Linked DNA regions of Homo sapiens: region 2 is linked to region 1. A link is an interaction called in ENCODE POLR2A ChIA-PET data of the cell type or tissue named here. Cell type or tissue: Caco-2. All regions are shown on one strand.

Region 1 (4,000 bases):
CCTTTTCTTTTTCTCTTAATAATATGTGTTAGAGATCTTCCATGTCCAGATGTTTACCTAGAAAATATGTTTCTTAGAGCTGGCATTTGTGAAAAACTTAGCTAGCATAAGGTTGAAGTTTATGGAACAGTCTTGAACTGCTGTAAACTGACCTGAGTGGAACTCAGTCCCATGGCCTTGGCACCATTCACACCATCCTTTAAACAGCTATTCTAGTGAATAGAAGCTCTTTACTAAGGTGTAGGGAGTCTCTGGAACATGCAGGTCAACAGTTGCTTGTTTTCTTAAGATAAGGTCTCACTATGTTGCCCAGGCTGCAGTGCAGTGGCACAATCATAGCTCACTGTAACCCCAAACTCCTGGGCTCAGGCGATCCTTCCACCTCAGCCTCCTGAGTAGCTAGGACTACAGGTGTGCGCCATGATGCGTGGTGTGTTTTCTTTTTGAGATGAAGTCTCACTCTGTTGCCCAAGCTGGAGTGCAGTGGTATGAGCTTGGCTCACTGCAACCTCCGCCTCCCAGGTTCAGGCGATTCTCCTGTCTCAGCCTCCCGAGTAGCTGGGATTACAGGTGCCCGCCACCATGCCTGGCTAATTTTTTGTATTTTTAGTAGAGATGGGGTTTCACCATGTTGGCCAGGCTGGTCTCAAACTCCTGACCTCAAGTGATCCACCCGCCTTGGCCTCCCAAAGTGCAGGGATTACAGGCATGAGCCACCACACCCGGCCGCTCCGTGTGTTTTCTGTTTAAAAATTAGAATATGAAATCTAGAGGCTTTTCCTTTTTTCCTGATCTTTGTCATTACTGAACTATGAAAGAGCTCAATCACATTAATGACTTAGGATGCCCCTTAGGACTGTGATTTGGAAGCTGTGCTCCATGGAGCTCCTTTAGGGCCAGCTGCTGGATGGATGGATGGATGGATGGATGGATGGGCGGGCATCTCTCCCTGCTCTCTCTGCATAGCTCCTTACTTAGCTCTTTTATGTATTGGGCTTCCACTAGTTGTTTGTGGCCAAAAAAAATAGAGCCACTGCCTTTATAAGATAACTTGAGAACTCATGCTTGGCCTGTCCTGCCTAGCAGGTAGTGTGGTCACATTTCTACCCTTTATGGCTATCCTACTTGGCATTTATTAAACTTAGCAGAGTGGACCAGACTGAATTTAACAAAATTGTGGCATTATTTAACTACAATTGATCTAAAACTGCTCTTCCTCTCTGAAGTATTAACCTTGCTTAGGTTAAGCATTTAGAGATAATTTCCCCTAATCAGGAAATGAATCATTTGAAATCAGCTTGAATCTTGAAGCTGAAGATTTTATTTAAACTCTTGCTTGAGGGGTCTTACTGTGTGGTTGTATGTCTATCTTCTGTAGTACAGGTGATGTATAATATTGCCTAATTCTGGGATGCAACATGGTTTTGAAAGCACATTCCCCAGCAGTGTCTTGTGGTTCAAGACAGGGCTGTGATGTCTCACGTTACCAGTGAGGAAGCTGAAGCAAAGAGTGTTGACTTGGCCAAAGCCACACAGCTCGCAGGAGGCAGATCCAAGATTGACTTCTGACCAGCCTTGCACCAGGCCACCTCAGAGGGTTTCTATATAATAAGGGAGGACAGCCAGGTGCGGTGGCTCACGCCTGTAATCCCAGCACTTTGGGAGGCCGAGGCGGGTGGATCACAAGGTCGGGAGTTTGAGACCAGCCTGACCAACATGATGAAACCCCGTCTGCACTAAAAATACAAAAATTAGCTGGGTGTTGTGGCGGGCGCCTGTAATCCCAGCTACTCAGGAGGTTGAGGCAGGAGAATCACTTGAACCCAGGAGGCGGAGGTTGCAGTGAGCCAAGATCGTGCCATTGCACTCCAGCCTGGGTAACAGAGCGAGACTCCGTCTCAAAAAAATAAAAAATAAGGGAGGACATTAACAAGATAGAGAAACTTAAGCTCGTATTTGAGGTTATAGGACTATTACATATGAGATAGAAATAGGAGTCTTCAGGTACTGTCTGTCCATAGCTTTAGAACATCACATATTCCTAAATAAGAGTTAACAGACTTAGGCCCTGGAAAGTTAGTCCTTCTACAGCTTCTTTTTTTTTTTAACTGCTCCTTGTGGAGCAGGGATACCCTATAGGTAGTGTGCCCAGAGTAGCCCTTGAACTTCTGCTGCACATATTATTACCCTGGTTTTAGAAAAAGAAGGAAATCATCTTTTTTTGTTTTTTCTTTCTCCAAATGGTCTCACTGCTGGAGTGCAGTGGCACGATCATGGCGCACTGCAGCCTTGACCTCCCTGGGCTCAGTAATCCTCCACCTCAGCTTCCTGAGGAGTAGATGGAATCACAGGCACACACCACCATGCCCAGCTAATTCTTTGTGTTTTTTGTATGGATGGGGTTTCTCCATGTTGCCCCAGCTGGTCTCGAACTCCTGGGCTCAAGTGATCTACCCGCTTCAGACTCCCAGAGTGCTGGGATTATAGACGTGAGCCACTGTACCTGGCCTTATAAAGTATTAAATGTTCTTTAAAATGTAGAAGAGTATAAAGGAGAAAAGAAACCACCTGTCTATTGAAATACAACCACAATGTTTTGTTTTGCTTTCTTTTTTTTCTCTTTCTAATTATAGACTTAAGGGAATTCTGACACTTCTCTGAAACCCTTTTCCTCTTTCTCTCTCAGTTTGCCAGGCAGTATAGCAGGAATGAGCCCCTGACCTTTGCATGGTTACGCCGATACATCAAATGGCCTTTACTTCCACCTAAGAATATTAAAGACCTCATGGATCTTGAAGCTGTCCACGATGTCTTGGATCTTTACTTGTGGCTAAGGTACCAACATTTTTCCTTTATGTGCTCTCATTTTTCTAGTAGGACAAATTAAAGGTTTTATGAATTTGTTTTTCTATTTCAAATTATGGACATATTTGCAAGATGCTCTATATTATGTCTATTGTCCATAAAGGCAATTCAACTGATGGAATGGTTTCCCATTCCAAAAATGACTTGAGTTCTTGCAATTCTAGTTAAGATGGCTAGGTGAGAAGGAAGGTCCACTGGACTCCTGCTGGTCAAAGGATGGTCCTTGGACCAAAAGCATTGGTATCACCTGGGAGCTTGTTAGAACTAAGGAGTATCAGGCCCATGCCTGACTTGATCAGATTCTGCATTTTAACAAGATCCCTGGGTGATTCACTTGTACATTATCATTTGAGAAGTCCTGTTCTAGGCCAGTGATTCTCAAAGGAGGGGCATGTCCCTCTCCAGGAGTATATCAGAGTCTATTGAGGTATAGTGCTGACCCACCCTCAGGATGACATATTCCTCCGATATGTGGGGGCAGAAATCAAGGTTGAGCAAAGGCACTGAAGAGAGTTTGCAAAAAGAACATTTAGAATTTATCAATGTCATGATGTAGGTGTGCCATTGAGAGTTGTCCAGTGACTGCGATAAGAGCTGTTGCTATAATGCTAATGTGTCTTTTTCCCAGCTACCGATTTATGGATATGTTTCCAGATGCCAGCCTTATTCGAGATCTCCAGAAAGAACTAGATGGTATTATCCAAGATGGTGTGCACAATATCACTAAATTGATTAAAATGTCTGAGACGCATAAGCTGTTGAATTTGGAGGGCTTTCCATCAGGGAGCCAGTCACGATTGTCAGGAACCTTAAAGAGCCAAGCTAGAAGGACACGCGGCACCAAAGCTCTAGGGAGTAAAGCTACTGAGCCACCCAGCCCCGATGCAGGAGAGCTGTCCCTTGCTTCCAGATTGGTGCAGCAAGGACTCCTCACTCCAGACATGCTGAAACAGCTAGAAAAAGAGTGGATGACACAACAAACTGAACACAACAAAGAAAAAACAGAGTCTGGGACTCATCCAAAAGGGACGAGAAGAAAGAAGAAGGAACCTGATTCGGACTAGTTTTCTGTTCCTGTTTTTTTTTTTTTATTTAATTTTGCAAATAAAAATTTATTTTGAATCCTTTTTCCTCA
Region 2 (4,000 bases), 180 kb after region 1:
CAGGGCACTGGGGAAGAGGTGAGATTACAAAACCATAGTGCATGTGCACTGCACACACGGCCAGTGGCACCGGCAGTCACGTGATGACCAAAATCCGCCACGGGGTGCCCACATGGATTTGTGTCCTTGTGGCCCAGAAGCACCAGATGCTTTTTGCCATGCCTGGCTTGTGACACTCTGGTGGCTGAGAAGATTCTGGAAAAGGAGGCTCACTCTGCATGTGTGTGGGGTGTGTTTTCCTACGTGTGTGTGTGTATACACACTTTGGTCCATGTGCACTGATAAAATTAAAACCACAGAGAGCACGGGCGATCCTTTCTTTTCCCCTGCAGCTGTTTGATCACATTGTCTCCTGCATCTCTGACTTCTTGGACTACATGGGGATCAAAGGCCCCAGGATGCCTCTGGGCTTCACGTTCTCATTTCCCTGCCAGCAGACGAGTCTGGACGCGGTGAGTCTCTGTTCTTAGGGCTCAGTGATCGGGCAGCACTGAGTCCCCTGTGGCCTGGGTGGGCTGGCCCTTGAGGCCTTCTCCAGCCTCAGTGTCATTCCTAGATGACAGTCACAGTCACAGTGGGTTGAGCCAGGCTTTATTTCACAGCCTGCAGGGCATACTGAGACTCTTCTCTCTTCTTTTCTCTTTGAAAGCGTCACCTTTTCTGGGAAACCTTCTGGTCCTCCAAGCAAAAAAAGAACCTCATCCTCTTCTGTGCCCCCTGTTCATTTGATTGTTGCCTTGCTTATAACACTTCTTACACAGTTAGTTCTTAGTGTCTTTTGTTTCTGCTAGTGGTAGACTCCGTGAGCAAGGACCTGTATCCCTGCACGCCCTAGCACAGTGTCCAATCAGAGGAGATAATAAATGTTTGTTCAATATATGAGATGAATCAGGGTCCAGGATCAGAGCTTGAGCACCTGCTGACTACTGATTGGCTGGGCTCAGAGCTGAAGGTTACAGCTCCTGTCCTTTGGAAGGCCACAGTCTAGTGGGGGAGCCGAGTCCCTAACACCAGCAGCTCCAGCTCCATGCTGTCAGGGCTGGGGAGTGGATTCTGGGCAGAAGGAACCAATGGTGCAGAGTCACGGAGGCAAGACCCAGCCTGTCACGCTGGAAGAGCTGTAGGTAGCTCTGGGTGTCACAGGTGGAGACGTGACCAGGCAGGAGTTCTGGAGGTGGGTCTTAGGCCAGGGTTTAAGGCTTAATGAGCAGCCCTAGGAGAGTTAGGTAGGGTCACCTACCTCTGTAAACCAGTTAATCCAGTTACATCGCTGACTTGGGACTTTTTTCTTCTGAAACCCTTTTAGAGCTCAGGAGTTAGATCTGTTTGTTTGTTTTTAAAGCATTTCACTTATACCTTCACCTTGGATTCATCATAGTCAACACACACCCAGTGTACTTTCTTCCCCAGGAAGTGTTTTAACTTCAATCCAGTGAAAGCTAAAATGTACTTTAGGTAGACACAGTATTACTAAACTCTTAGGATCCTTCAGTTATAGTGTCAGTAGACTCTTCTGTACAGCTGGTTATGCCAGTGGCAGCACCAGGCTTGGAATCGGGTGATCTGGGCTCTTGTCCAGTATTGAGTGCCGTCTTTGCCGTCTGCTGAGTGAACTTAGACATTGCTATTTACCTAATGTGCCTCATGCTCCATCTGTGAAGTGGGATTATTTCAAACCCCTATGAGGATGGTGAGGAGGGTCTATTCATATTTTATTGGTTTGTCCTCAGATGTTTGAACTCCGTCTCCGATGTTGTAAGCCCTCAGCAGTTGTTGACTCAGGAGGGAGGGTTGGAATTTTGTGTTCTCCCCTTCCAGGTTAATTACACAGGACTCTCCTGGTGCTTTTTATGTTGTAGGGAATCTTGATCACGTGGACAAAGGGTTTTAAGGCAACAGACTGCGTGGGCCACGATGTAGTCACCTTACTAAGGGATGCGATAAAAAGGAGAGAGGTAACTATTAAAAGAATGTTTTTTAAAATCTTTACTGTTTTAGGGGCTTCTAAAAAGTGTATTTGCCTGTTGTAAAGAATTCAGGCCAGGCGTGGTGGCTCACGCCTGTAATCCCAGCACTTTGGGAGGCCGAGGCGGGTGGATCATGAGGTCAGGAGTTCTAGACCAGCCCGGGCAATATGGTGAAACCCTGTCTCTACTAAAGTTACACAAATTAGCCAGGCGTGGTGGTGCGCACCTGTAGTCCCAGCTACTCGGGAGACTGAGGCAGAAGAATCGCTTCAACCCAGGAGGAGGTTGCAGTGAGCTGAGATCACGCCACTGCACTACAGCCTGGGCGACAGAGCAAGACTCCATCTCTAAATAAATAAATAAATAAATAAATAATACATAAAAAAGAATTCTAACAATACAGAAGTATGTGACCTGGCCAAGAAAAGCTCCCTATTTCCTGACTCCACTGCCCGCAATAAAATAAGGGCTCATAGGTTTGTGTTGTTAAAAGATTATTATTATTTTTTTTTTAGAAAGGCAAATCATGACTCTCATACAAATTGAAAAAGAGAGAAGCAGCCCCTGACAGGTGGGCACAGCCTGGCACTCTCAGTTAGGCCTTGGTGTTCTCCTGTGGAACACAAACAATTTCACAGAGTCCACAAACAATTGCAGAGCAGAAACATCAGACACAGCCACTCCGTCCGGGACCATGATGGATTTAGACAAGAATAAGACCAGTCTGTAACCATAGAATTGCCCCTGGTTCCTGACAATATCCAATCCAGAGCAAAGCCCCACTTCTTTAAACCTTCCCCCAAACCACAACACAGACACAGATCCAAATTAAACTTTTTTAAAAAAAATTTTTAGAATTTTAAAGTTTCCTTTTTTGAGACAGGGTCTTACTCTGTCACCCAGGCTGGAGTGCAGTGGAGCAATCTTGGCTCACTGCAACCTCTGCCTCCCAGGCTCAAGCGATCCTCCCGCTTCAGCCTCCCTAGTAGCTGGGATTACAGGTGGGCATCTACATCTGGCTAATTTTTGTGTTTTTGGTAAAGATGGTGTTTTGCCATGCTGCTCAGGCTGGTCTCCAACTCCTGGGCTCAAGCAATCTGCTCGCCTTGGCCTCCAAAGTGTTGGGGTTTTTAAATAGAGGTGGGGTCTTGCTATGTTACCCATGCTGGTCTTGAACTCCTGGGCTCCAGTGATCCTCCTGCCTCACCCTCCCAAAGTGTTAGGATTCCAAGCATGGGCCACCACACCAAGCCACTTTCCAAGATGCCCCCGGGGTGTGTTCTCCAGTGTTGCAATGAGTCAGTAAAGCCCAACTTTGTTAGATTACAGGTGTGTTTCTCGTGGTCTTTGGCTGGAGGACATTGAAAAAATATAAAATGAAAAATTCCCAAGATTTAATTTAACTCATTAATTAATGAGGGAGTCAGTAAGAGACTGTTTTAAATTTTTTTTTTGACTTTTTTTCAAATCCCATTACACTGAGCAAAGTAAGAACTTTAAAAAACAAAACAAAACAAAACAGAACACTTCAAATAACAGTCTAAAGAGCAGACAGATACCTGGGCACTAGGCTGTCAGGGAAGCTGAAATGAGTGTCTGAAAGAGGGCTGATTTGTCTGCTGTCTTTTGCAGTTAAATAGAAAAAAAACAAAAAGGGCTGAGTTGCATCTGGAAGGGTATGCTACACAACTTACAATATTTCATTGAAAATATAGCTGCGGGTTGGGTGCAGTGACTCACACCTGTAGCCAAGGCAGGAGGAACTTTGGGAGGCCAAGGCAGGAGGAACGCTTGAGCCCAGGAGTTGGAGACCAGCCTGGGTAACGTAGTAAGACCCCGTCTCTATAAGAAATTAAAAAATAAAAAATTAGCCGTCATAGTGGTGCACAACCTGTGGTCCCACCTACTGAGGAGGCTGAGGTGGGCGGATTACTTGAGCTTAGGAGGTTGAGTCTGCAGTGAGCCGTGGTTGCGGTAGTACACTCCAGCCTGGGTGACAGAGCAAGACTCTGTCTCTTAAATAAGAAAGGATA

The links. ChIA-PET counts read pairs that join two places held together with the same protein. Peaks named below come from ENCODE experiments on the same cell type or tissue, not always from the same donor. Only the 100,000 strongest peaks of a DNase experiment are listed, where the experiment ranks them.
Region 2: POLR2A ChIA-PET joins it to region 1 with 6 read pairs; 6 of 35 experiments call an interaction of 5 or more read pairs at or near these places.

The regions. Positions count from the first base shown.
Region 1 is chr10:69,205,107-69,209,106 of GRCh38, forward strand. It overlaps SUPV3L1 (Suv3 like RNA helicase), which reads left to right. Exons shown (of 15, transcript NM_003171.5): 14 at 2,687-2,835; 15 at 3,494-3,987. The coding sequence ends at 3,929. Among named protein-coding and RNA genes, the nearest start is that of HKDC1, 13 kb to the right of the region's middle. In Caco-2, no CTCF peak of the experiment used is centred here; no DNase peak of the experiment used is centred here.
Region 2 is chr10:69,384,464-69,388,463 of GRCh38, forward strand. HK1 (hexokinase 1) reads left to right here. Exons shown (of 18, transcript NM_000188.3): 11 at 1-18; 12 at 333-452; 13 at 1,860-1,955. Among named protein-coding and RNA genes, the nearest start is that of TACR2, 30 kb to the right of the region's middle. In Caco-2, no CTCF peak of the experiment used is centred here; DNase peaks (open chromatin) are centred at 1,070 and 1,807.